Linked DNA regions of Mus musculus: all the other regions are linked to region 3. The links are chromatin loops, found by intact Hi-C in ENCODE. Cell type or tissue: gastrocnemius. All regions are shown on one strand. Each heading gives the region's core, and the rest is flanking DNA. Links, peaks and the distances in the headings are about the cores only.

Region 1 (7,282 bases), core at 1,458-6,457, 230 kb before region 3:
TGGGCCATGGGGAACAGCACTATTAAGAGGTGTGGTCTTGCTGAAGGAAATGTGTCACTGTGGGGATGGGCTTTGAGGTCTCCTATGCTCAAGCTTTGCCCAGTGTGGAACAAAGTCTCCTTCTGCTGATCCTTCTGATCTCCCAGTACCATGCTTACCTGCACACTGCCATGTTTCCTGCCATAAATGGACTAAACCTCTGAAACTGTAAGCCAGCCCCAATGAACAGTTTTCCTTTATAAGAGTTGCTGTGGTCATGGTATCTCTTCACAGCAATGAAACCCTAACTAGGACAATCAGTTATCATTACAATCCATCCATGAGGGGCTAGGGCAAGAGATGAAAGCACGCAGAAGCAACGAGTTATGAAGGCACCTCATTCAAAGTCACACTGGCAATGACTGCACAACACGGTTCCCTTGAGGGCTTTGAAAGTACACCAGCTGTGGTCTGAAGGTGGAAGTGTGGCTCAGGACCCATGCACATTAGTGGACAGCACCTAGCAGTGTAGAGCAAGATGTAGAGTCAGAAGATGAGGATGAGCAGGGTGTAAAGCTCTTTGTGTGCCCACGAAGTGTTCTGCTCCTGGAGGCGGGAACCAGGTTCCACAGAAAAAAGTAAAATGTGATGCAGATGATGACAGTGATAGAGATGATGATGATGAAGAAGATGATAAGGAAACTGAAGAAAAAGCTCCACGGAAGAAATCTATGAGACACTCTCCTAAAAAACTCACTAAACACAAGCCAAAATGGAAAACCTCCAATCTACCTACACCAAGATTAAGAATCCAAAGAATCCTTCAAAAGACAGAAAAGAATTCCCAAACACGAAAAGGACCTGGTTCTGTAGAAGATATTATGGCAAAAATGTAAACAAGTCTAGAAAAGAGGAGGGGGTTCCTTTAAAAAAAACAAACAGTGGAGCCAAGTTCATAAATCGTGTGAAGAATAGCTTCCAATGACCAGCCAGGAGGGTACTGGAGACTTCTGGCAGTGGAGAAGACCTCTATAAGAAAATGGTTTAAGGCGGCTAGAGAGATGGCTCAGCAGTTAAGAGCACTGACTGCTCTTCCAGAGGTCTTGAGTTCAGTTCCCAGCACCTACGTGGTGGCTCACAACTATCTGTAACAGGATCTGATGCCCTCCTTCTGGTGTGTCTGTAGACAGCTACAGTGTACCCTTATAAATAAATTAAAAAAAAAAAAAAGCCGGGTGTGGTGGTGCACAACTTTAATCCCAGCACTCAGGAGGCAGAGGCAGGGAGATTTCTGAATTTGAGGCCAGCCTGGTCTACAGAGTGAGTTCCAGGACAGCCAGAGCTATACAGAGAAACGCTGTCTCGAAAAACCAAAAAAAAAAGTGGTTTAAACAGCTTGAAATATCTCATTTTACTTCACTTCTGCTTTTTGTTGTTTTCACTTCTGTTTTTTGTTGTTTTTTTGTTTGTTTGTTTGTTTTATGAGACAGGGTTTCTCTGTGTAGCCCTGGCTGTCCTGGAACTCACTCTGTAGACCAGGCTGGCCTTGAACTCAGAAATCTGCCTGCCTCTGCCTCCGGACTGCTGGGATTAAAGGCGTGAGCCACCACCGCCCCGCCTTACTTCACTTCTGTAGCAGCTGATATCGAGATGCCTGACCTTTCATAATGCAAAGTAAAAGCTTTCCCTACTGCATTCTACAAATTCTGTCCATGCTCCCATTGCCAAGAATGTGTTATCTAAAATTCCTGTTTGGTTTTCAAGGATGGCACTCCATCCTTTCCTTGGCTGTAAGTATGAGTGGAATGTCATGATAGGATGTAGTCACACTGGTGGGCAGACATGGGGATGGTGGGGAGACAGAAATATACATGTGAAATAAACTCAGTATTTAACGTTTTTAAAAAGTCTAGATAAGACACTGAGCGCTATCAAACTACCTAAACCTGTAATCTGTTGCTGACAGTGCTATAGAAACGCAGGAAAATGCCAGACTGCCGTGCTTCTAGTGTGTCTTAGGTTATGTTTTTGAGGAGTGAAGGACAGAAAAAGGGTCTTGAACATGTTAAGCAAGTTTCTTACTCTATTTAAAACTCAGCAGTTAAGAAAAAATGTTGTATCAACTCACTATTTTAGAATAACCTTTTAAACCTAGTATAGTAAGGTATTTAGCAGTGTCTATTTCTGGAGTATATAAATGTGGACTTTTAAAAAAAATTTATCTTATGTATGTGAGTACACTGTAGCTGTCTTCAGATACACAAAAGGGCAGCATCAGATCCCATTAGAGATGGTTGTGAGTCACCATGTGGTTGCTAGGACTTGAACTCAGGATCTCTGGACGAGCAGTCAGGATCCCTGGGGGGTGCTGTATCTTCAGCACCACCCAATGGTACTTCCACCCAGAGCCTCCTCCTTAGAGAGCCTCCTATCACAACACCAAGACCTCACCCAGGAGCGTCTCCTCCCTGCCTGGACCTGCTAAAAGTATGACTGTCATCTGTCAAGCAGGAAGGCCTTGAAAGACGGAACCAGTGCTGTGGCTCCAACCCAGGCTGGGCAGAGACGGGGCTAACTACAAAGGGCGATTGGTATTAATGGTGGATGAGTCAGCTTAAGAGAGAGGAGGACCAAGGACAGAAACAGCCTCTCCCACAAACCTCACACTCACCTTAACTCTTCCTAACATATGAAGATCACCCTTAAAAATGTACAAGAGAGCTGGGTGGTGGTGGCACACGCCTTTAATCCCAGCACTTGGGAGACAGAGACAGGCGGATTTCTGAGTTCGAGGCCAGCCTGGTCTACAAAGTGAGTTCCAGGACAGCCAGGGCTACACAGAGAAACCCTGTCTCAAAAAAACCAAAAAAACAAACAAACAAAAAGTACAAGAGACAGTCATGGACAAAAACACAATGATTAATGATTGACAGGAGTCTACTAAAAACAGTGGGCAAATGCTCTTGTCCAGGGTTAAGTAGACTGGGACTTTATAGTCACGTGGTAAAGGGATCACTTAGGGAATATACGCACCATATCCGGTCAGTCGGTGGTGGGGGGATGTTGACCGCCAAGGTCCCTCGACACTCTTGCACTTCCACAGTTAGCAGCAGTGGTGTATTAGAGACTTCTTCGATCTTCTTTTTAATGAATTCTGTCTCTGTTGCTTTTTGGAAATATTTTGATTTGGTGATCTTATCAACAAACCTCATAATCTTGCTTGTTCGATGACCTCCAACGTACCTTCAAATACAGAATGCAGAGCCGTGTTAGTGTGGGTGTTGGGGGAGTAGGGTTCCCAGGGATCAAAGTCAGGCTGTCAGGCTTGGCAGCAAATGTTGGTCAAGCCATCTCGCTGGCCCTGAATACCATCCACTGGCATGAACCTTGTGACTCCACATAGCTTTCCCACTGCGACACGACACACACAGCGGTCAGGGCACTCTGTTTGAGGAGGACTGTCCTTGGCTTCCAAGGATTAGATGGCAAGAGTGTTCTCCCTTTTGAGATAATCAAACATGTGCCCACCCCCCCCATCCTTCAACCCCCCCCCCCTCCGTGGGGGCTGAATCCCTTTTGGTTGAGAACTACTTTAGAGAACACACCGGTCAGACAGAACATTCTGACCGGACAGCGGATACCCAGACATCCGGACAGAGTCATCTCACCCAGGAGAAGGCTCCTTTGTGCCACTCTGAGCCTCAGCACGAGTCCTCGTCCTACTGGGAAAGCTCTGTTTCTAGAAAGCACCCAGAGCTAACGCTGTACCCGACAGACAGCAAAGCAACAGTTCAATGCACTATCACACCAACGCCTGGAGCCTCTCAAAGGCCTTGGAACCTTTATAGGTTTAGAACTTAGGGGAAAAGCGACATCAAGTGGATATGCTAGCAAGCCAAGGACAGTAGCACGTGCCTCTGGTCCTGCTCACTATCACAGACACAGGAAGCATGGCAGCTGGCTTCTTCACATCCTCTGAGTTTCAGACATCATGGATAGAGTATCCACAGAAATACATGTGTGTGTGCTGAATCCTGGGGTTGAACCCAGAGCCGTGCACATGCTGGATGAGCATGCTACAACCAACAGCATCTCTAACCCTAAACCATAGTTCTAAGAGGTACCAACTGGGCTGGGCACACATCTGTGCTCTCTTCTCACCTTCTGTACAATTTCGAAGAGAGCAGACTGCTATTCACTTATAAGTTTCTGAATTACCTGGTGCTGTAAACCTTAGGTTTCTTTATTTCCTTTTAAATAATGTAGAGGTCTTTACAGAAAGGCATGAGATATACTCTGACCATTACATTGCCAAAGGAACAGACCCAGAGAGCCCCCAGAGGAAGTTCACGATCCAGAAGAGCAGCTAGGTCATCCACAGTCTCAAAAGTCACAAAAGAAATAACCCAAGCATCTGAGCTCCATAGAGAGCAACAGCGAGCAGATGAGGCTGTGATGTGCAGGGTTCCTTTCTCTCTGGACCACCAGGGGGAGGTGGTATGCAGTCTGCACTCTCTGAAGACCTGGCAGCACTTCTGGAGACAAGCCTTTCCTTCAAAGCCTCTTATATTTACTCACACTGCAAGGCAAAGCCAAAGTCTTCCCTTTAGGGTGTTTTACTCAGTGTGCAGGAAGAAGCTGAGAGGGGAAGGGAAAGACAGGCTGACTCCTGGCTGCTCCCTTGACCACCAGAGCCTCCAGAAGCCCCATCCACTCACCCTTCAGCCCCGGGGAGCGGCTGTTTGTCTCCAGCAGTGGGTTCTGGTGGGTCATCTTCCTCAGAGGAGCCAGCACTGGAGGATTCTTCATCACTGTCAGCCAGACAGTATGCCCTGGGCCTGCAACTGCATAGAAAGGAAGTCACCGGCAGTGCACGAATGTGCAAATGCGCTCGCACACACACAGAGGGTCAAGAAGAAACCTCTGTCATATGTTGTCAATGTCACTAAGAGAATCCAAGAGTTCTTGGATTGGCTGCTTACACAGTAAATTCTAGCACCAAGTCCCCTGACAGGATTGCAGAGGACTTGAGCTCAGAACAGTTTGCTTTTGAGCATGCACCAGAGAGACAGGTGGTAGAGTGGGATGGAGTCACATAAAATGTAGGAGCCAGGTCGCGGTGGTGGTGGTGGGGTAAATGGAAGAATGGACAGTTAGCGGCAGTTATGATGGCAGCTTAATGCTGGTGATGTGACAGCCTTACTAAGGATGAGGGGTGCAGGCAAGTCTCTTGTCTATGGCTTAATCGCCCCTCAGATTAGTTTTGACTGAACTGGTAAGATTAGATACATTACACCATGTCTGCTCCATCTCCTGGGGATGGGGTCACAGAGAAAGCCCAAAGCCACAAGATGCCAAGTCTCAAGGGACTCAAAAAAAAAAAAAAAACAAAAAAAAAAAAACACCTGACATAGATCTTAGGTACTTTTAGAGGCCAGGCTTTCTAGCCCCTTTATAGATCACTGCTCTTCATTAAACTCTTTAGGGTTCCAGAGGGTCCCCAGCAGAGCTGTGGGATCAAGGTTTCCTTCTGAGGTGCGAGGTGCACCGGAGGCTTCCTGACCTAGCAAAGGTGTCTGCCTGCTTACGAGATTACTACCCGGGCCCCATCTCTATAGCTCAGGGACTTAGCTAGGCATGCCAGGGACAAAGGACAGAGCTGCCTCTGAACACTATTGAGCAACAAAATGATCACTAAACACAGCCTTGTACTGCTGACCAGGGCAAAGTACTCAGAAAAGACCGTGCAGCTTAGGCCCAGCCTCCCTGTTGCCACTGCCCTCAGGTTCTCAACACCTCCTTAAGCCACTAGAAATCCACTGGGGTAACTGTCTCCTGATTAATGGGGGTCAAGGGCAGAGCACACAGCCGATGCATGAGAGGGCCAGGCTGAGCCTCTCACCCTGAAACCAGAGCAGGCTGTAAGAAGATCCCACTGATGTCCTCCCAGGCAGGACACAGAAATCCGGCTCACCCCGACTCTGAAATGGAGCCAGAGCTGCACCCACATGCTGGACTTCAATGTTGAAGGGGATGTCCCTTTGAGAAGCCCCTCCTCATCTGAAATATCTGCTTCCTGTTCCCCCAACAGGCCAGGTTAGTTTAGAATGCTTCTGTGATGTGCCCTTTATGTTCAGAACTGCCTAGGAGAGCCTGTGGGAAGGCCACCCTCACAGATCTCTTGGGTTTCAAATCTATACAGAAAATTCAATTCTCAAAAAAACTCTGAACTGGGTTTTTAAGATAAGGAGAATCAGAAATGTAAACTGTCAGAGATTACACAACCGACCCATATCTGCACCAAACAGCTGTGTTGCCAGCCTTCAAGCCTCATGCGGCCAGGTGTGGAAGCTGGCTTAACACACAGCCTAGCACGGGGCAGGCCCTCATCCATACACAGCACAAAGCGTCTGAGATCACAGTGAGATCTGCTGAGCCGTGGACCCTCATGTCCCCACCAGTGAGCTGAGCTCTGCACTGAGCTCTGAGGGCCCGGAATGAATGAATCCTCTGCAGGACAGAGGCCAAGCTGCACTCCGCAGCCTCAAGAGAGTGATTCGGATACTGTTGCCTAGGCTACCAGATGATGTGGAGTCCGATCTTGACTAAATGCATTTCTATCATCCAAAATAGGAGTCGTGTTTCGTGGAACCTAGGACCACTGTGTGACTAATGTTTGGCTCAGACACAGTTTTTACAACTAAATGTGCATGTTATGCCCTCGACCTTATGACGTCAACAAGAACTTTAGGGACACAGTATACGTGCTCAGAACAAATGTGTAGGAGGTGAGTACTGGCTCTAAACACAACTCAGTGTTCTATCCTCTCAGAGAGCCACTAAACAGGCTCATTCCAGTTACGCGGCCTCTGGTAAAAACCACTTGAGAAATGTGCCTAGAGTCAGACACAAGAGAAAGTAAATTATTTTATCATGGTCTGTCTTGGGCTTTTTAAAAATTTCTTTCTTGAGATGAGGTCTCACTTTGTAGTCCAGGCTGGCCTGGAACTCACTATGTAGCCTATGCTGGCTTCAGACTCCGGCTAAGTCTCATCCTCAGGGTCTCAAGAGTTGGGATTGCCAGCATGAACTACCATGCCTGGCTCAAATGTTTTATTTCTTGTTCAAATAATCATTATCACTTCTGGCAACTTCCAGCAGTCAGTCAGCCTATCTGTGTGTCTGGCTCTCTCTTTTTGCCTGGACACAGGTCTGTGTTATATGCATGTGCAGTGCCTACTGAGGCCAGAAGACAACAGAGGGCCTTGGAACTGGAGTTACAAATGGTTGTGAGCTTCTGTGT
Region 2 (7,282 bases), core at 980-5,979, 95 kb before region 3:
ATTCATATAAATAAAATAAATCTTTAAAGAAAAAAAAAGAGAAGAAAAATCTAAGCCTACACTTATACCTATGAACATATGTGTCTATGTGTATGTACATATGGACAGATATATACTGAATATAGATATATACATATATACATTCAGTGGATGGTGCAGAGCCCCAAAAGCCACACTTTGTTTTTTTCATTCTGGCAATTTATACCTTCTTAGACAAAAGTTTTTTTTATAAAATTACCTAACAGATAAAATGCTACACAAAAGGGGAATTACAGAAGAATGTTGATAATAAGTTCAAAGCAATGTTTCTTTTTTTAAAAAAGATTTTATGTATACACTGTAGCTGAGGTTGTGAGCCTTCATGTGGTTGTTGGGAATTGAATTTTTAGGACCTCTACTTGCTTCAGTCAACCTCACTGGTTGGCCCTGCAAAGCAATGTTTCATTCTATAAGCTCATTATAAGTTCAAAGCAACAGTTTCACATAGCCTCACTTTATCATGGTGCACATCTGTGGCTTCATCCTTGGACCTGACCTAGAATGAATGTTTTTCCTTGATCACAATTCTGTCCCAAGCCTGTTTCTCTTCTCAGTGTGAGTCATGACAGCTCATTGTGTTCCTTATTATGCAGCCTTTACTTACTGTTCTATGAAGAGTGGACACATTCTATTCTTTTTTTTTTTTTTTTTTTTTTTTTTTTTGACAGGGTTTCTCTGTATAGCCCTGGCTATCCTGGAACTCACTCTATAAACCATGCTGGCCTTGAACTCAGAAATCTGCCTGCCTCTGCATCCCAAGTACTGGGATTAAAGGTGTGTGTCACCACTGCCCAGCCACATTCTATTCTTGATTGTAATTCTATTCCATCTTTCTGACAAAACGACTAAAATCATCTCCTTAAACTTTCTTCCTAAAATTATTTGAATTCTATGAAGTCATTAATTCATCTAAACAGCATCAATTCATGAAAGTCCATCTTCATGTTGATCTGCAGGAAATTTGCCCAATAAGGTTAACTGATGCCCAGGAACCATTGGGCTAAGTAATAGTGGCAGGAAAGGCACATCAGCAGTGAGAAGTGATCCTGGGACGAAGTCTCTGGCGCTGAGCCGTCTCCCCATTGAAACCATGCAAACCAGTGGGCCATCTCCAGGAAACTCACTGGCTTGCCATAGCCTTTCCTAGATGGCTTCTGTCAGAACTTGATTTCACCTTTTGAGCAGAATGGAGATACAAAATGGCTACAGTTATGTTAAAAGGAGCAGGCCTCCACAAGAATAAGAGAAATTAGGAAGTCTGAACTTCAGGGAGCTCCATTTCTTTACAGACACTTGTATGTGAGGGGGAGCAGTCAAGAAACTGCTGGCAGGAACCAGGCCGTGGTGGCGCACGCCTTTAATTCCAGCACCTGGGAGGCAGAGGCAGGCGGATTTCTGAGTTCGAGGCCAGCCTGGTCTACAGAGTGAGTTCCAGGACAGCCAGGGCTACACAGAGAAACCCTGTCTCGAAAAACTAAAAGAAACTGCTGGCAGGTCAGCTCCATTATTGGGGAAATGGAAACACCTAAAGGCACCTGGAAGAGTCTAGAGAGTTTGAGCTACGACAGCTGAGGTGAACCAGCCAATCAGATATCAGAACAAGAAAGGGTACGCTTGTTCAGCAGTAAGTCTAAAAGGCCGAAAACGTTCTAGGCCTAGATTAGATTCTATGGAGGCTAGCAGCTTCCAGGACTAGGCCTGGGTTAGCAGACTGAGGCGGTAAGCCTCTGAAGACTGTGCCCTTCCCCCATCCTTGAGCAGCTTACTTTACAACATAATCCAGCTGAAACAAAGGATGGGTCTGTGGGTTTTTCCCTATATAAACACAGAGCTGAATATTGAACTTTGAGTCTTGATCGGAAGACCTTTGTCTTGGCTTCATCCTTCTCTTGCCTGCCTGTCCTTTTTCATTTCCAGCCCCCCTTTCCGGTACCCAGTTCTCCGTGGCTGCTGGACAGCTACATGAGACAATCATTACTACAGAAGAATAAAAAATATGGTTATACAGGCCCTCCCACATGCTAGGCTCTACCTATAGCCTCAGCCCCACTCTTCCACTCCCGCCCTCGCCCCTGGTTTTTCAAAGCAGGGTTTCTCTGTGTAATCCTCACTCCGTAAACTAGGTTGGCCTGGAACTCAGAGATGAACTTGCCTTTGTCTCCCGAGTGCTGGGATTAAAGGTGTACACCACCACTCTGACTCAGCCTTCTCTTTTCTCTTTATTCTGAGGAAGGAGCGCACTCACTAAATGGTTCAAGTTGTCCTGGAACTCAAGGTCCTCACGTCTAAGCCTCCTGAGTACTAGTAAAGGCCTGTGCCACCAAAGCTGGCCTCCTCCTCCTCCTCCTCCTCCTCCTCCTCCTCCTCCTCCTCCTTCTCTTCCTCCTCTTCTTCCTCCTCCTCCTTCTCCTCTTCCTCTTCTTCCTTCTCCTCCTCCTCCTTTTCCTTCTTCTTCTCCTCCTCTTCTTCCTTCTCTTCCTCCTCCTCTTCCTTCTTCTTCTCCTCCTCTTCTTCCTCTTCCTCTTCTTCCTCTTCCCCCTCCTCTTCTTCCTCATCCTCTTCCTTCTCCTCCTCTTTCTCCTCCTCCCTTTCCTCCTCCTCTTCCTCTCCCCCTCCTCTTCCTCCTCCTCCTCCTTCTTTTTGACTTTGTCTCCCTTAGTATCAAGTATTTGATTTTGGATTCAATTCTTCTGCCTCTTACACATGGGTCCTGGGAACTGAACTCAGACTGCTGGTTCATGAAGCTTGTCAGGGTGTTTGCCAGATTTGCCTTCTTACCCACATTTTTGTTTTTAAGTCTGGGATCCAATTTAGGGTTTTGTGGTGCAGATACGCATGTAGTCTCAATAGTTTCAGTTATCTATCTATCTATCTACCTATCTATCTATTTATATACTGGTAACACAGGCCAACCTCAAACTCATCATCCCCCTGTCCCAGACCCCCTGGTGCTGAAATTCTAAGTGCCAACACTCAACATTCTTGGCTTTCTTCAGTCTCTTTTGACATAGAACACTTCCTTGGTCTGCCCGGTCTTCTCTGTCACGGGCATCAATTATGTCACATTGTTGTGAAGAGATCCCTGACAAATGCCCCTCATGGATGGGGTGGCTTTTGTTCATAGCTTAAGGGTATCAACTTTCACACCAAGGAAGGTACCGTGGCTGGAACATGAGGCAACTGGTCCTGTCTTGCCTGAAGTCAAGCAGGAGGAGATCAACACTGTGGGCTCCATCTTTTAAAAAAAAACGTCCAAGACAATTGTGCTAAAACTGTAATTACTTTTAATATGATAGTCCAATTCTTGAGGATTAAGACCTAGGAAGGTAATAAATGTTATTAACACACTCGGCCACCAGGTGGCGATCTCTGCCGCCCATGAGCCGCAAAAGCTGTTGAAAACCTGTGGGGATCCGAAACCGCTTGAAATATGCTAGAAGGCTCTGTGGATTTGTAAAGACACGCGGCGTCTTTTCCAGCAGGGCTTCTAGTGAGTCACCCAGGTTTGGCTTTGGGAGACACAGGTCACAAGGTGTTTGGTAGATACAGGGTGTGCCCCGAGATTCGTCATTTCTAACCTACCCTTCGGGTGACAGGAGTGTGAAGAAGGCTTTTGGAGAAGACATTTCAAGAAGGCATTTGAAGAAATGGATCTGTGTACAATAAGGCAACCTCACTGTTTATCTGGTTCAGCAATAAAGGTGGTCTCATCTTTGCTGTCCTGCTCGCTCTGTCCCTTTAGTCTCCCTGTTCCTGTACCAAGGGACGTTTGTCATTAGCTGGGTCTTCTGCAAGAACAGTAGTATTGAGCCCTCGGGCAGAGACCAATCCCTCCAGTCCCAGACTTCCCTCCTGTCTTTCCACTCACATTGCAGCCTCGACTGCGCTGTATCTTGCAACAATCCTGCTTCAACCTCCGCAGTGCTGGGGTTATAGGCGTGTTCCACCTCTCCCTGCTTCAAAACTCAGCTTAAGGAGGCTCCCAGTTAATTCTTACCGAATGAGAGATGCTCCGTAGTTCCCTACACACACTTCCCAGATCAAGCCTTTCCCCCATAGCCTGGGCCATCTTCTCCCATATCATATCATCTACTTATTGTATCCCAGATAGAGTTTGCTGTCTACTCAGCAAATTCACCTTTCCTATTTTTGGCACCAGGAAATTGTTCTTCACTGAAGAGCAGAGAGAACAGTTGTCTGTTAAAAAGACATTAAAAAATGTCTTCTTCGCCGGGCAGTGGTGGCACATTCCTTTAATCCCAGCACTTGGGAGGCAGAGGCAGGTGGATTTCTGGGTTTGAGGCCAGCCTGGTCTACAGAGTGAGTTCCAGGACAGCCAGAGCTATACAGAGAAACCCTGCCTTGAAAACCAAAAAAAAAAAAAAAAAAAAAGTCTTCTTCATTCCTTAGTTGTTGTTATTATGTTATTATTTATTTTTTAAAGATTTATTTATTTATTTATTTATTTATTTATTTAATGTATATGAGTACTCTGTAGCTGTACAGATGGTTGTGAGCCACCATGTGGTTGCTGGGATTTGAACTCAGGACCTTCGGAAGAGCAGATAGTACTCTTAACTGCTGAGCCATCTTTCCAGTCCTATTGCTGTTATTTTTACTACTGTATTTTAGAAGTCTCCCTGTGTAGCCCTTGGCTGCCTTCTATGTACTGGGATGACCGGTATATGTCACCAAGGCCAGCTCCTGGTGGCTTTTTGATAAGTAAAAATCATGATGGTTATGTTTTAAAGTGGCCTCTACCACTCTGTTTTTCCTTGTCCCAACTGCAGCCTGCCCCCTCTCCCCCCAACCCTCACCCCGCCCCATGTTCTTTTTTTTTTTTTTTTTTTTTAATCTGGCATTGACTCTAGCAGTTTGGTAATCTCCGGGCTGTAAGGAGCCTGGTGCTGGCGTTTACCTGGTATTCAGTGGCCTCAGCCTTTGCTAAGGTAGATTTGGTTTGAGTGATTCAAGTCCTTGTGTGTTAGATGCGAGGTGATAAGGTGATGACAAGGTAGGGCCTAGTGGGAGCTGTTTGGATCCTAGTGGGTACTGAGTTAAGGCAGTTCTCATGGGCCCCTAAGTTAGTTCTGAAGAGAATGTTGTGGGCTGGTGAGATGTCTCGGCTGCGATGAACACTTGCTGCTATTTCTGGGGAACCGAGTTCAGTTCCCAGCACCCACACTGAGCAATACACAATTGGCTTTAACTCCGTTTCCAAGTGATCTGATGCCTTCCGCTGGCCTCCAAGGGCATTCATACAACACGTGGCATAAACTGAGACACGTGAAAGCACTTAAATAAAGACGATAAAAGTTTTAGAAGACCAAGTTGAAGGTTAGTGAGACGGCTCAGTAGGTAAAGATGCTTGCCTGGCAACCTGAGTTCATTCCCTGGGACCCAGGTCAAAGGGGCAAAAGAGAACCAGTGTCCAAGGTTGTTCTCTGACCTCCAGATGTGCACGAACACATGTGTGCACCCTCATTCTCAACCTATATCTCACACACACACACAGTACACACACACACAGAATATAACTTAAAAATAATAAAATAAAAAGAACTTGCCCTTTGGTCAATTTCTAAAAGTAACCTCACCAAGAACCCTCCTGCAAAATAAACTTGTCTTGGTACAGGACACACTTTTTGTTGTTGTTTGTTTTGGTTTTGAATTGGGGCTCTCATTTAGCCCAGGCTGGCCAAGTAGCCAAGGCTGACCTTGGATTTCTGACCTCTGGCCTCTACTTTCCCCAGTACTAGAATTACATACAGGCTTCTGGCACCACACAGGGTATCTTAGTTTCATTCCTGTTGCTCTGAGAAAGCACTCTGACAGAGGGCTCAGCGGTTAAGAGCACTTTTTCTCAGCAGAGGACCCAGGTTCAATTCTAAGCATACACACATGGCATCTCACAACTCCAGTTTGAGGAGATCCGATGCCCTCTTCTGACCTGCTTGGGAACCAGGCACACATGGTACACACATACACAGGCAGTCTAAACACTATATATATATATATATATATATATATATATATATATATATATATATATATATATTTTTTTTTTTTTTTTGTTTTTTCAAGACAGGGTTTCTCTGTATAGCCCTGGCTATCCTGGAACTCACTTTGTAGACCAGGCTGGCCTCGAACTCAGAAATCCGCCTGCCTGACATTAAAGGTGTGCGCCACCATGCCCGACATAAATATTTTTTAAAATTTAAAAATACCTGACAAAAAGCAGCACTGGGGATAGAGATTTATCTCAACTCACAGCTGTAGGCTGTAGTAGCTTATAGTTGGCTCACAGCTGGGGAATAGAGCAGTGTAGTGGTAAATCTGCCCAATCTAGACCTGCAGCTTATAAATATTACAACTGAGTTGTGAGCTCTTTGCACAGGTTTATTGGGGTTGGAGATTTACTGCAATAGCTAGTCCCATCCATCCATGGGTCAAGAGCAGAGAAAATGAATGCAGGCCAGGCTGGCAGTCACCCGGCTTTCTCTAGGCGTCTACCGTCCAGAGGTGCAAACTCAGGGATGGTGCAGCCCACTTTTAGGCTTGGTCTTTCCACATGGTGAAGGCCATCAAGATACCCCCCCCCCTCCCACAGACATGAAACCCTCACACCTCCATTTTTCTTTTTTCTTTTGGTTTGTTTTTTGTTTTGGGCATGAATCCCAGTGCGTCCAAATATCTGTGAAGTTGTTTTCTGAGAGTTTTTGATCCTTAGTTGATTATTTTTCTGAGCATGTATTGGGTTCCTTGGAAAAAGACCCTCACTGCTGCCTTCTTTCCTCCTGAGCCAATGCATGCCAGGTAAGCATTCTACCAACTAGCTGAGCCCCATCCCCAGCCGGGGACACACTCATCCAGTCAGCACATGGTGGCAAGTCAGAGCTTCTAAAGATGGCATGGCACCCGGTTCTGACTTAGACACTCTGCCCTCACCCTGGCAGACATTCCACACGGTCCAGGTTCCTTTTCCTGGGACCCTGTAGAAGTCCTGAGACTGGAGAGAGTTTTCTTCACGTTGCAAATTCAGGACCCAACAATACTAGGCTGAACTAGAGTATCTATCGGTATACCCAAAAGTACTGGAGCAGCTGCTGGCACCACACCCACTTGTGCCAAGACAGTTCAGGAAAAGCGAGACATGCAGACCAGGCAGAAGTTAGGCTGCGATGAGGGACATTTTCCTAAAAACAAACACTCGGAAAAAATAATCACAATGCAGAAAAGACCT
Region 3 (7,282 bases), core at 1,254-6,253:
AATATCCGCCAACCCCTCCCTTCCTGCCTGTTCTGCCTGGAAGTGGAAGAGATCCCACCTTCAGTTCTAGGCCACCAGGCTCAGCCTGGCCACATCTATGGAAGGAACACCAAGAGATTGAAATAACCCCCCCCCCCCCCCCCCCCCCCCCCCCGTGCAACCCAGAGGCCAACAGGCAAACTCCACCCAGGACAGCTTCCCCACTGGCCTTACTTAAAAATGAAATCAAATTCCACATGCAAATGATTTAACACTAACTAAATTATGAAACAGCCAGTTCTCGACACTTACGAAGAGATATTTCCGCTGGGCATGGTAGCACTCAGGAGAAAGAGGCAGGTGGATCTCTGTGAGTTTGAGGCCAGCCTGCTCTACAGAGTGAGTTCCAGGACAGCCAGAGCCACACAGAGAAGCACTGTTTCCAAAACAAACAAACAAACAAAACAAAACATCTCCCAAAGCCCCACAAACCAAAGCAAACAAACAAAAACAAAACAAAACAAACTTTGGGAGTGGTGGCAAATGGACAAGAAGGGACTTTTCTGGGGTGACGGAAAGTTTCTGAGACTGAATTGGGGTGACAGTTGCAAACTGCATATATTTACAACATACAGAGTCTTAGAAAATATAATAGAGGATGCTCACCTAAACTTGAATTTCAGGTAACAAGATGTAGTTTTAAGCCACGGCTGTAGATACAGGCATGTGATCCAAGCTACTCAAGTGACTGACACAGGAAAGCCCAAGTCCGGGGCTGATGGGCTACAGAGTCCAAAGCAATCGTAGGTAATATACTGAGACCTTGTTTCAAATCAAAATTGAAATGGGGATTGGGGTGTAGTGGTGCTGGACTTGCCCGGTGTTCTTGAGGCTCTAGGTTCAACCTTCAGTTCTGGAGGGCGGGGGACAGGAAATATGTTTGTAAGGGCACCCCAGAATAGGACAATCAGCTCTGGAGAGCTGGCTGGGTAGTTAAGAGCACTGGCAGCTTTCTATCGGTTCCTAGCACCTACATGCAGCGCCTGCAATTCCAGGCCATCCAACACCCTCTACTGGCCCCCAAGGCACTAGTTTGCATGGGGTGCACTTACAGGCACTCTACATTAAAACAAAGACACAAGCTTTAAAAAGAAAGAAAGGAAGGAAGGAAGGAAGGAAGGAAGGAAGGAAGGAAGGAAGAAAGAAAGAAAGAAAGAAAGAAAGAAAGAAAGAAAGAAAGAAAGAAAGAAAGAAAAGAAAAATACAAGTCAGGTAATGGTGACTCACGCCTTTAACCCCAATATTCAGGAGGCAGAGGCAAGTGGATCTCCTGAGTTTGAGGACAGCTTTGTTAGCATTAGAAGTGGTTTTACAGGGCTGGAGAGATGGCTCAGCAGTTAAGAGCACTGACTGCTCTTCCGAAGGTCCTGAGTTCAAATTCTAGTATCCACATGGTGGCGCACAACGATCTGTACTGAGATCTGATGCCCTCTTCTGGAGTGTCTGAAGACGGCTACAGTGTACTTACAATAAATAAATAAATCTTTTTTTTTTTTTTTTTTGGTTTTTTGAGACAGGGTTTCTCTGTATAGCCCTGGCTGTCCTGGAACTCACTTTGTAGACCAGGCTGGCCTCGAACTCAGAAATCCGCCTGCCTCTGCCTCCCGAGTACTGGGATTAAAGGCATGTGCCACCACGCCCGGCAATAAATAAATCTTAAAAAAGAAAAGAAAAGAAGAAGAAGAAGGAGGAGGAGGAGGAGGAGGAGGAGGAGGAGGAGGAGGAGAAGGAGAAGGAGAAGGAGAAGGAGAAGGAGAAGGAGAAGGAGAAGGAGAAGGAGAAGGAGAAGGAGAAGGAGAAGGAGAAGGAGAAGGAGAAGAAGAAGAAGCGGTTTTACAGTCAGCCTCCGAATCCAGCTATGACTACATCCTTAGGGGACTATGGCCCTTGTGCGGCTGTTGCCATGGCAACCGCCCCATCCTCCTGGCATGTGCCTCATTTGTGTGCGTCATTACATGCCATTTATGTCACAGCCCAAATACAAGACAGAGGCCCTGACCCCTTGCCTTCTTTTCCTCTTTTTTCCCCCTTTCTTCTCTTCCTCATTTCCCCCTCCCCCATCAAAAAAAAGAAAATTTCTTTTTGTGGAACTGTGCTGGCCTGGTGTGATCTGTCCGGAAAAGAGCTGTCTTCTAACAAGTTTGGTCTATAGAGAGAGTTCCAAAACAGCCAAGCTACACAGAGAAACCCTATCTTGAAGAGAAAGAAAGAGAAAGAGAGAGAGAGAGAGAGAGAGAGGGAGAGGGAGAGGGAGAGGGAGAGGGAGAGGGAGAGGGAGAGAGAGAGAGAGAGAGAGAGAGAGAGAAGGGAGGGAAGGAAGGAAGGAAGGAAGGAAGGAAAAGAAAGAGGGAAAAAGGGAGGAAGGGAGGAAGGAGATATAGCTGGGCATGGTGGTGCAGGGCCTAATCCTAGCACTCAGTACGCAGAGGCAAGTGGACCTGTGTGAGTTCAAGGCCAGTGTGGCTTACATAGCAAGCTTCAGGCCTCCAGACCTCCAAAGTCTTTCTATGTAGCTTAGGTTGGTCTTGTATTCTGGATCCTCCAATATCTGTTCCCAAATGCTGGATTCACAGTCATCTACCACTATGCCAGTGACATTTTGGATAAAAATCTTCTAATAATGAGGTTTATGAAATAAAGATCGTAGAGAACTCCAACAAAGAGGTAGCAAAGACCTCCGCTTGCTCCAAATTCTAGATGGCTCAAGAGTAGCTGACAGAGCCTGGCGGGCGTGGTGGTACACGCCTTTAATCCCAGCACTGGGGAGGCAGAGGCAGGTGGATCTCTGAGTTTGAGGCCAGCCTGGTCTACAGAGTGAGTTCCAGGACAGCCAGAGCTGCACAGAGAAACCCTGTCTCGAAAACCAAAAAAAAAAAAAAAAAAAAAAAAAGAGTAGCTGACAGCGTTTCCACCGGAGACAATCAGGAACCTGTCCTATGTGGCAGTCTTCACGTACAGTCCGGGTACTTTTCAGTCCAGGACTAAATGGCTTTAGCTTATCCTTTCCACCCCCCATCCTTCCAAGTGACTCCAGAAAAAAAAAGGAGAGAGAGAGAGAGAGAGAGAGAGAGAGAGAGAGAGAGTCAAAACAAGACAATAAAAGGCAAAGGTTCCTTCCATCCCAGAACTTTAAAAATTACAGAAACTTGACAATGGCGCCATCTAATGGAAATTAGAAAAATTGAACACACAGCTCTCCCTAAATCTGAAAAATTTACAGCTATAATCTGTGGTTTAGCAGGATGTGACAGCATTAACCTGGGTTTCGAGCTTTTTAGGAGGCTGAGGCACAAGAACAACAAAAAAAAAAATTCAAGTCCTGACTTGGATATATTGTGAGTTCAAGACCAGCCTCAGCAATACTAAAGGTTAGGGTGTTTATCTAGTGTGTTATGAGGCACTAGGTTCAATCCCAGGCTCACTCACACACACACACACACACACACACACACACACACACACACACACACACACACACACACACACACATAGAGCCGTGTACATATACACACACCATAGCTTATCTTAAATACTTCTCTCTCTCTCTCTCTCTCTCTCTCTCTCTCTCTCTCTCTCTGACACATTTAGTTCTCTTTTCAGGATTTTGGCTTTCTTGGGGTGAGGCAAGTTGTTGTGATTATTTTACTTTATTTTAGACAGGGTCTCATGAAACTCAGGGTAGTCTCAAAACTTGTTAGACAGCTGAAGCAGATCTTGAACTCCTGACCCTTCTGCCTCTATTTCGTGACAGCTAAGACACAGGGAGGTACCACTCTGGCTATTATTTATTTATTTATTTATTTATTTATTTATTTATTTATTTGAGATATGATCTTGCCTAGCCCAGGCTGGTCATAAACTCCTGATGTAACTGAAGATGTCCTTGACCCCCTTGCCTCTACACTACGACCCTAGTATGCACTGGTGCACATAGCTTTTTACAGTGGTAGATACTAGGCAAGCGCTCTGCCAACTGAGATGCAGCTCTCAGGTCTCTCATCTTCGTAGAGCCTGAGGTTTTGCTATGTAATGTAGGTGTCTCAGTCAGGGTTTGTATTCCTGCACAAAACATCATGACCAAAAAGCAAATTGGGGAGGAAAGGGTTTATTCCGCTTACACTTCCACACTGCTGTTCATCACCAAAGGAAGTCAGAATTGGAACTGAAGCAGGTCAAGAACCAGGAGCTGATGCCGAGGCCATGGAAGGATGTTACTTACTGGCTTGCTTCCCCTGGCTTGCTCAGCTTGCTTTCTTATAGGACCCAAGACTACCAGCCCAGGGATGGCACCACCCACAATGAACCCTCTCCCCTTGATCACTAATTGGGAAAATGCCTTACAGCTGGATCTCATGGAGGCATTTCCTCGAGGGAGGCTCCTTTCTCTGTGCTAACTCCAGCTTGTGTCAATTTGACACAAACCCAGCCAGTGCCGTTGGCATATCTCATACTCACTCTGTAGTCCTGGCTGGCCTCAAATTCACAGTCAAGGTGTTAATAATAGGTGTTTATACCACAACTGGCTCCCCCTTTTTAAAAAGTGATTTTTAAATATCTCATTGAGCACGGGTTTCTTTAAAAAAAGTATGCAAATATTCTAAAATTAGATTGTGGTGTTAATTGTGTGGCTTTAATTAGATAGATTTTATGGGTTTTGTTTATTTTGCTTTTGTTTTTCAAGGCAGAGTTTCACGGTGTAGTCCTGGCTGACCTTGAACTCAGAGACCTGCCTGACCCTGCTTCCCAGGTATTGGGTTTAAAAGTGTGTTTCTCTCTCTCCCTCTCCCTCTCCCTCTCCCTCTCCCTCTCCCTCTCCCTCTCCCTCTCCCTCTCCCTCTCCTTCTCCCTCTCCTTCTCCCTCTCCCACACACACTCTCCAGTGCTTCACATAGCACAGGCTGGCTCATACTCACTGTGTAGCCAAGGATGATTTTGAACCTCTGGTTCCCCTGCCTCCATCTCCTGAGTGCAGAGATTGTAAGCATGTACCCCATGACTGTTTTATGCAGCGTTAGAGATTAAACTTGGAGCTTTAAACCTGCTAAGCAAGCACTTTGCTGATTTGGCTACATCCCCGGTGTCTAGATCTCTAATTTGTTGTTGGATCTGACGCTGTCAGAGGCTACTTGGTTCAGGTTGGGTTGAGGACAGGTGACCTTGTCTTAAGGAACCTGGGAAGTCCACACACATCCCCACCAAAGCCTGCGACCAATGACTAAAGATTGAGGGGTGGGACAGGAATAAAAGCCAGCACTTATGCTGCAGTATAACACAAACTCAGGGCCCCTGACATCAGACAGTGTGGAACTCAGCTGAAATCCCTGTCTTTGCTTAGGTCCTGCCTAAACTTGTATGACTTTCTAGTCTCTGCCTTGGTCACCTCTTCAATAAATCACACTCTGAAGAATACCTGGCAAACTATGCTGCCCAGGAACAGCTGGCTGTGAACTCTGCAGATGTGACATCTCCATCCTCCGATGATATTAGAGATGTGAATCACACATCTCTTAAAGTGTTTTCCTGATAAGCTTTTTTCTTTTTTAAAAAAAGATTTACTTACTTTTATTTTATGTGTAATGGTATTTTGCCTGCATGTGTGTTTAGGTGTCACATGCATGCAGAGCCTATGGAGACCAGAAGAGGGCATGAGAGTCCCTGGATTCGAAGTTATGAATGGTTTCCAGATGTTATGTGAGTGCTAGAAATTGAATCTAGATCCTTTTGAAGAGCACTCAGTGCCTTTATCCATTTAAACACCTTTACATTTAAACATTAAAGACATCTCTTTTTTTCTAATAAAAAAAAAAAAAACCCAGCCGGGCGTGGTGGAGCACGCCTTTAATCCCAGCACTCAGGAGGCAGAGGCAGGTGGATTTCTGAGTTCCAGGCCAGCCTGGTCTACAAAGTGAGTTCCAGGACAGCCAGGGCTATACAGAGAAACCCTGTCTTGAAAAACAAAAACAAAAACAACAACAAAAAAAAACAAAAACAAAAACAAAAAAAAAAAACCCCACAAAAACAAAAAACACAAACAAACAAAAAACCTTAAAGTATTTGATGGGCTGTGTTGGCCTCTGGGGGCCCCAAGAACTACCAGCTTGGAACCCTACCTTACCAATCTCTTCTCAGTCCCAGTCTAGAGCATAGCCAGAACAGGTGAGTTGAGAGCATGGTCCCCTGACCTCCACTGTCTGGCTCTGGGCTCAGAGGAGCCTTGTGGGACCCTAAGAGCATCCTGCTTCCCTGTGAAGGACTGCAGAGACCCCCAGAACTACCAGCTGGGAACATCGCTCCACCAATCCCTTGCCATAGGGTCCACCTGAGGCATAGCCAGCAAAGTCGGGTCCCCTAACCTCATTACCTGTTCCATGGCTCCCCCCACCTTCCAGCCAACACCAGGGAAAACCAGGAGCTTAAAGGATAGCATAAGAACACAATCAATAAACCCAGGGCAATATGGCAGCACCAGAGCCCAGCTATCCTGCTATAGCAAGCCCTGGATACCTAATAAAAATGAAGCATGAGCCGGGCGTGGTGGCGCACGCCTTTGATCCCAGCACTCAGGAGGCAAAGACAGGCGGATTTCTGAGTTCCAGGCCAGCCTGGTCTACAGAATGAGTTCCAGGACAGCCAGGGCTATTCACAGAAACCCTGTCTCGAAAAACCAAAAAAAAAAAAAAAAGAAATCGAGGGAAAACACAATCAAATAAGTGAAGGGTATGAGTGAAACTGTCCAGGACCTGAAGATGGAGATAGAAGCAGCAAAGAAAGCAAACGAGGAAAACCTGGGGAAGAGAACAGGAACTACAGACACAGCATCAGCAACAGAAGACAGGAGATAAAGAGAGAATCTCAGATGCAGAAGATACCATAGAAGAAGTTGATACCTTGGTCAAAGAAAATGCAAAAATTTTAAAGTGTGTGACACAAAACATGCAGGAAATTTGGGACACTATGAAACGACCAAACCTAAGAATAATAGGAAAAGAAGAAGGAGAAGATTCCCAGCTCAAAGGCACAGAAAACATCTTCAATAGGAAAATTTTCAGCTGGGCGTGGTGGTGCACGCCTTTAATCCCAGCACTCGGGAGGCAGAGGAAGGCAGATTTCTGAGTTCAAAGCCAGTCTGGTCTACAAAGTGAGTTCCAGGACAGCCAGGACTATACAGAGAAACCCTGTCTTGAAAAAAAAAAAAAGAAAGAAAGAAAGAGAGAGAGAGAGAGAGAGAGAGAGAGAGAAAGGA
Region 4 (7,282 bases), core at 1,230-6,229, 63 kb before region 3:
CCTGAGTTTGCTTTTGTATGTATATATGTATGTATGTATGTATGTATGTATGTATGTATGTATGTATGGTATGTGTGCAGTGGTTGTATGTCTTGGGAGGACTAACATGTATGGAGGTCTGAGAAAGACTGGGAATCTTTCTCAATAGTTCCCCAGATTTGTGACTCTATGGGACTTCTGTGTGTGCATGTATGCATGTGTGTGTGATTGCGTGTATGTGTGTGTGGTTGTGTGTCTGTGTGTGTGTGTATTCCTTAGCTTTTCTTTGATTTCCTCTATTCTGGTTTGTTCATTATTGTATTGTGTTTTACCTCATTTTTTACGGATGCCTGTTTTTTTTCTAATGAGAGAGAGAGAGAGAGAGAGTAAGAGAGAGAGAGAGAGAGAGAGAGAGAGAGAGAGAGAGAATGGCCGGGTGGTGGTGGCACACGCCTTTAATCCCAGTACTCGGGAGGCAGAGGCAGGCAGATTTCTGAGTTCCAGGCCAGCCTGGTCTACAGAGTGAATTCCAGGACAGCCAGGGCTATACAGAGAAACCCTGTCTCCAAAACAAAACAAAACTGAATATAGTGTATGGAAAAAAAAATCTAGTATCAATACAAACAACAGTTCTTCACCATATTCATGGAGGCTGAATGTGGACATGGCTGGTCTAGCTAGCCAGCTTGCCCTGGGAAGCCCCTGTCTGTTTTTTGAGGAATACTGGAATTACAGGAGGGCCATCACACTCACTCAGTATTTATGTGGGTTCTTGAGACCCACACTCCAGTCCTTACACTGACAAGATAAGGCCTCCCTATCTATCCACTGAACTCCTCCAGAGTCCCTAAGAATTTTTTTTTAAAGAAGGAGCTCAGAACCAGCCATTGCCCAGCCTGAAGCCTCCAGAAATGTTCCCTTATGTTCCCTTATCCGTTTAGAATAGGACTGAAATCCTTGGGGCCCCATGTGCTCCAGCATCACCCTGTCCTCCTAACTCCATCCTTTCTGTCTCTGCAGACACATGAGCCTCCTTTCTGATGCTTTTGAGACAGGGTCTCATGTATCTCAGGATGGCCTTGAACTCTTGGTCCTCCTGTGTCACACAGCCATGCTTTGGGATTGAGTGTGGGTACGCACCACACACCCAGCAACCCTTTCAGACCAAACTAAATGAGCTAGCTAGCTGTGACCTGCCAAAACTACCCTTTCCATTCCCTGTGTCTTTCTAACCAGCCCCACCCTTAATCAACTGTCTTCCTTGCAGCTGCCTTGCTTACAACCTTCAGCCCCTGCTTAATTAACGGCTCTCAAGGAGGCCCTCTTGCATGGCTCAGCGAAGGTGAGAGAAAGCATCCCCTTACTGCAGCCCACTCTACCCATCCACAGCACTTAAAATCACCTGATACCATCTATTCTTTAGTTTTCCCAGCTCCCACTTAGACTACACGCACACCAGGGAGGGAACACCCTTGCCTTTGTGTCTCACACAGTGGCTGGCATCTTTATGTCACTGTCACTATCAGCTACCAAAATGAGTCAAACACTTCACTCCAAAATAAAAAAAAAAAAAAAAAAGACAAGAGCATCAGGCCTTCCACGTGCCCCACCCCTCAGGTCCAGTCAGGACACCACCCATGCCCATACAGCAAAGCACATTAAAGTCTCCAGTCCACACCTCTGGAGGCAGCTCTGACCGGAGATCACAGGGATGTGTCAGTGGTGTTGCACAGGACATGTCTACTGATTGGAAAGTTTCACATCTATAACTGCTGACAGGGCACTTGGAACCACGCTCGGTAAGTAAGAGATGGAAGAGAAACTCCAGAACTGGTCCTAAATCATCGAGCAAGAGGTGGCTTCAGGACACCATCACCAAGTGGCTCCAGCTAATGATTGGCAGGCCCAGCCTGGAAAACTGCCCAGGGTTGCTTGGCTGAGAACCCAGCACAACGCAAAGGCAGACAGATGGCAGCAGTCCTAGGGAGCTTCCCAAGGGCCGGAAGGCTTGGGATGGCTGCTTCCTTTGAAGCACACAGCAGCCCAAGGGTGGGCCAAGATGGAGAAGGGTTGGGAGATGGGTATTGTTTCTGGTGCTCAGAACGGCTGAGATCTGCTGTAACCCACCTACTGTGCGTCTGTCTCCCAGCACTGAATCAGATATGGACTTATGGGCAGCTTGCCCTTGAGTGAACCACACACACCTAACAAAAAAAGCTAAGGCACAGATCTCATGTCACACGGAAAGGACTCTATTTCCCCAAACGTCCCCCTAAGGAGGAAAGGCCTCTGTGATGGGTAATCTCCAATTTGACTGGATTTAGAATTGCACGCGTGGTGCCCCCCCCCTCTCTCTGTGTATGGTCTAAATTGGGCTAATGGAGGTGAAAAGAGCCATCCTAAATGTGGTTGACACTTGTCATGGGCTGTGGTCCCAAGTTGCATAAAGAGGACAGATGTAGCTGAGACCCAGAATTCATTGCTTTCCCTGGACACAGTATCTAAAAACCTGTCTGAGTTATCATACTTTCTGTGCTGTGAAGAACTGTATTGCTTCCAATAGCAAAGCAAACAAACCTCTCCTCCCTTAAATTGGTCTTGTCAGGCATTTAGTCACAGCAACAAAGTAACATATACATCGTCCACACCCTCATCATCACCATCACCACCACTACCACCACTACCACCACTACCACCATCATCACCATCTGTTGTGTGTGGTAGCGGTGGTAGGGGCTCTGTGCAAATGTGAGTGCCATGTCTGCAGATACCAGAAGAGGACGCTGGATTCCCCTGGAGCTGGAGTTACAGGTGGTCGTGAGCCACCCGATACAGATGCTGGGAACCAAACTCAGTTTCTCTGGGAGAACAAACAGTCTGTGCTCTTAGCCATGGAGCCATCTCTCCAGCCCCATATTCTCCATTTTATGCATGCATTTGATTGACACACGTTTGGTCCACACAGACAACTTTTCTAGGTGCATCTGAGCAGGGGCTGGCCTCTGAAAGAAAGCCTGAACACTTGGCGGGGGATAGGAAACTATAGTCTCCCATAGACTCTTCCAGAGAAGAGTGCTCAGCTCTTAGTCCCTGCCTGGCCCGCAGTGAGTAAGCAGAGTACAATCACAGTTTTATAGCTCCAGACTTAGGCACACCTAGTAGGTCTACAGAAGACCATGTCCATTCCAAGAGACAATTCTGACTGTACACAGCATCTCATGTGGTATCTACATCTAAGCCCAGAGCCTAATGTGGGCTCGGCTCACTTGGCGAGGGCTGCTTACCTTGGTGAGGCTCAAGGGAGGACACTTCCACTTCTGTGTATTCTACATCCATGTTCTGGGGGTCTGTTAAAAGAATCACAGCGCTGTGAGTTTAGATAGCACCTCCTCTGGAGGCATCAAACCACACTAGAAACCTTTATTCCGGTCAGCCCTACATTGGTTCGGGCAGCAGACACTGTACATAGCCTCTCTGACTTGTAGAGTGTGGGAGGATTTTCAATAGGTGTGGACAGCAGCCCAAGATGGGCTCCAGCAGTCAAGGCCTGTCCAGTCTCAAGGCCATGGAAATGGATTTGAATGCTGTAGGACCAAGCTTACCAGTCTCTAAGTGTTTAAAGAAAATGAGGCATTCTGGGTAACAAAATCTCCAGGCTCTGGGGAGGCACCCAGGAAATTATTTTTGCTTTCAACTCTGGCTATTGCTGCTGCTGTTCGTTGTGTCTAGTACCCCAGGAGACCAGGAGAGGGTGTCAGATCCTCAGGGACTAGCCTTACAGGTGATTGTGAGCCATTCACTGTACGGGAACGGAAGCTGGGTTCTCTGACAGAGCAGCCAGTGTTTAACAGCGAGCTATCTCTCCAGCCCTTATTACTGTTTCTTCAGACAGGGCCACATGAATTCCAGGGCAGCCCGGACTTGCTACACAGTCAAGGCTAGCCTTGAATACCTTGTCTTCCTGCCTCAGCCTCCTGAGTGCTGTGATTACAGATGTGACTACGTAAAACCTGCGCTGTTTTAAGACCCACAGAATTAGAGGTTTTTTTTTGGTTGTTGTTTTGTTTTGTTCTGCTGGCAGCTAAAACAGATGGTGTAGCCAAAGAGACTTCACGGAGCAGGTTGGGAGTTTCAGTTCTCAAGAGAGCGGCACAGAATAGAAAATATCTTGAAGAGGCGATTTAAGCCAACAAGCCTTAGGCAGAAGTAAACTGTCTATTGTTAGTTGTCTTTAAAAAATTTCTTTAAACTCTCCACCTCAGCCACCCAAGAGAAACACCTTCCTACAGCACTTGGAGAGCCAGAAAGGTTTTTTGTTTCTTTCTTTGTTTTTTGTTTTGTTTTTGTTGTTGTTGTTGTTGTTGTTGTTTTTAGGTATGACAGCTTGCTTCTACTTAGGTTAGGAGGCATCACCATTCAGAACACTGGCTAACATCTTTGGAGAAAAAAACCCGGCCACCTACACTTTACCATTAGGCTCATATAGACAGAGCCTCTAAGACGGGTGGAAATTATCCAGACAGCTCAGAGTTTACGTTTCCTTTTCTCTGTGATTATTTATTTATTTGTTTATTTTTAAAGACAGAGTCTTACTAATTACTGTGTAGCTCTAGAACTCTCTATGTCCGCCAGGCTGGCTTTGATTCCAGAGACCCGCCTGCCTCTCTCCTCGGAGTGCTGGGATTAAAGCACACAGCACACAGCTAGCTGCCCGTGATTTTTTTTTTTTTAATGTAAAAGTTTCTACTACAATTTTTAAATAATTACCTTTATTTTGATTTATGGGTTTTACTGCATCATTTCCAGAAACATCATCATAACCTGGTTGAAAAATTAACAGTCAGGATGAGTGACAATAGATATCAGTTTCCTGTAACCGTAACTGTGTGTGTGTGTGTGTGTGTGTGTGTGTGTGTGTGTGTGTGTGTGTTCGTTCTCACTCATGTATGTGTGTGTGCCCTTACCCATTGATGTGAGTGTGAGTGCATGTGTGTGAGTGTGTGCTCTCCCCCATGCATATGTGTGTGTGCACAAGTGTGCGTGTGCTCGTGTGACATCACATGATAGAGGAAGCTCTATCACTCTCCCTCCGCCTTATTTTTTGAGGCAGCGTCTCTGTGAACCTGGAGCTTGCTGATTCAGCAGGACTAGCTCATGATGGAGCCCATGGGGTGTGGTCACTTCCATCCACCTCCCCTGTACTGGGGTTACAGGTGCTTGCTGTCACATGTGGCTTATATATAGGTGCTAGGGAACCAAACCCAAGGCCTCACATCCACACAGCAACAGCAAACACTTCACCATCTCCCCAGTACTTCTAAAACCTCCAGTACTGCTAAGAAAGTCAAGTCTGACCTCTCCAGGTGACAAGCACCTTCGCCTCTGGCCCTGGGTCTCCTCCTTTGTCTCTGCGGTGTGAGCTTTTCCTGCATGCAGTGGGCCCTCCCTCCACTGCCTGGATAGAAAGTATGGCTGCAGAGGGGCACTTTCGTTTGAGAGTTATTTGGAATTCAGAATGGTTTGATGTAAGAACTAATTAAAAATGAAGCTCCTTTCTAGAAAGGGCCAGTGACTAAAAATAAATATGAAAGCTGATGGTTAGCTAACATTGTCTGGTTAGGGAAGTAAGTTGATGAGAATACGACTTAAAGAAATAACAGTGTCTCTGGATTATCACACCAGTGCACATACACAAAATGAAGTGTGAGGCTTGCTTGGTGGTAATGCCCTTGCCCAGAATGTGTGAAGGCTTTGGCTCAATCCCAAGCACTATAAAGCAAGCAAACAAACAAACAAACATCTTAGCATGTTGTTTTCCTTAGGATATTCTTATATATAAGGTATTATACTATTCTTCAGGAACACATGGTTTTCCAAAGTGTGTTTGTGCTAATCAGTGCTATTATTCAAATTACTTGTTTGTTTTTATTGCTTGTTTTGAGACAAGGTTTTGATATGGAGCCCCAACTGGGCTTGGAACTCACTATGTAGACCAAGATGGACTCCAATATGTCCATCTGCATCTGCTCCTTCCTCCCTACAGAGTGCTGAGATGTTCAGAGTGAGCCACCACACCTGCCTCTGAGTGACTTTCTCACAGACCCAAGGGTCCTGAGACTCACTGGGCAGCCTCTCTCCTCTGAGGCCTGCACCAGAGTGACTTCTCAAGCCAGGCAGTGGTGGCACACGCCTTTAATCCCAGCACTTGGGAGGCAGAGGGAGGCGGATCTCTGTGAGTTCGAGGTCAGCCTGGTCTACCGAGTGAGTTCCAGGACAGCCAGGGCTACACAGAAAAACACTGTCTCAAAAAAAAAAAAAAAAAAAAAAAATCTGGTTTCTGTCTCCCATGTACTGCCTAATTATTTCAGTCTATGGAGGCAACAAGCAGTAGGGTCAGTCTCCATTTTTCATCCCAAAGAAATGAAGCAGAGATGGGGAAAGCAGAAAAGGTCCTGCCTTTCCTTTCTGTTTGCTGTGTATCACTAATCTTCTCATGGTTTGTTATATACGGTAACGGTACCACTGCCTGAAGCTGGGGTTTCCCTTCTACTCCAATCCTACCTTATACATTGAGTTGGGAAAAACTTTTGTAATTAAAGGAAGACTTGGATTTACCGTAATGGCTGTTGGCTTCCACACTAGGCTCAGAAATCTTCTCGCTGTTGGAGTTCAGAAGTGGAGCAGCTGGCCTTCACATGTAAATGAAGAAGAAAAGAGAAAATTATGTATTGATATTCTTCCCCCAAACCAACAAAACCATCAAAGAAAGACCACGAGAAAGCAAGAAGAAATATGACAATTGTACACTTGTAATCACAGCTCTGGGGAGGTTGAGGCAGGAGAATGGCTGTGACTCTGAGACTAGCCAGGGCTACACAGCAAGACACAAAAAGCTAGTCGTGGTACCACATGCCCTTGGGTAATCCAGCCCTTGGGAGGTAAAGGCAAGAGGATCATGAATTTAAGGCTAGCCTTGGCAAAAGGATGCAAAGACTTTTTTTTTTTTTAAATTTTAGAGGTGTGTGCGTGTGTGCGCACGCATGCACATTTATAGTGCATGGTACCAGCAGAGATTGAGCCATCTCTCCAGCTTGGTAAAAAACATTTCTTTTAAAAAGGTCAACTCTATTATTCTAAGTATGTAATGAGTTGGCAATCTTCCACTGAGACAGACAGACAGAAACACACACACCCATTATACCCAAGGCCCTTATTCTTTATTAGTTTGCTAAGAATCTCTGATAACTTCCTAGCAACCAGTCTGGGCTTGCAGACAAATCCAGCCCTGCCCACAAAGAAGCCA

Evidence for each region. A loop is a pair of places that touch in the nucleus more often than their neighbours do. Peaks named below come from ENCODE experiments on the same cell type or tissue, not always from the same donor. Only the 100,000 strongest peaks of a DNase experiment are listed, where the experiment ranks them.
Region 1: a loop joins it to region 3, with 2.3 times the contacts of the local background. A loop is called at or near these places in 16 of 42 quality-filtered maps.
Region 2: it touches region 3 in a loop (9-fold over the local background); 40 of 42 quality-filtered maps call a loop at or near these places.
Region 4: it touches region 3 in a loop (4-fold over the local background); 17 of 42 quality-filtered maps call a loop at or near these places.

Annotation. Positions count from the first base shown.
Region 1 is chr11:106,508,890-106,516,171 of GRCm38, forward strand. It overlaps Tex2 (testis expressed gene 2), which reads right to left. Exons shown (of 12, transcript NM_198292.3): 9 at 4,698-4,823; 10 at 3,013-3,222. It also overlaps the pseudogene Gm17925. Among named protein-coding and RNA genes, the nearest start is that of Gm22711, 11 kb to the left of the region's middle. In gastrocnemius, for the core only: a CTCF peak has its summit at 4,470 (motif pointing right); a DNase peak (open chromatin) is centred at 4,478; H3K27ac peaks cover 1,267 bases.
Region 2 is chr11:106,645,080-106,652,361 of GRCm38, forward strand. No RefSeq gene overlaps it. Among named protein-coding and RNA genes, the nearest start is that of Tex2, 36 kb to the left of the region's middle. In gastrocnemius, for the core only: a CTCF peak has its summit at 3,406 (motif pointing right); a DNase peak (open chromatin) is centred at 3,418; H3K4me3 peaks cover 320 bases; H3K27ac peaks cover 905 bases.
Region 3 is chr11:106,739,472-106,746,753 of GRCm38, forward strand. No RefSeq gene overlaps it. Among named protein-coding and RNA genes, the nearest start is that of Milr1, 8.1 kb to the right of the region's middle. In gastrocnemius, for the core only: CTCF peaks have their summits at 3,206 (motif pointing left) and 5,679 (motif pointing right); a DNase peak (open chromatin) is centred at 1,949.
Region 4 is chr11:106,676,286-106,683,567 of GRCm38, forward strand. Pecam1 (platelet/endothelial cell adhesion molecule 1) reads right to left here. Exons shown (of 16, transcript NM_001305157.1): 11 at 6,595-6,668; 12 at 4,747-4,800; 13 at 3,264-3,326. Among named protein-coding and RNA genes, the nearest start is that of Pecam1, 35 kb to the right of the region's middle. In gastrocnemius, for the core only: CTCF peaks have their summits at 1,933 and 3,719 (motif pointing right); a DNase peak (open chromatin) is centred at 1,910; H3K4me3 peaks cover 800 bases; H3K27ac peaks cover 3,359 bases.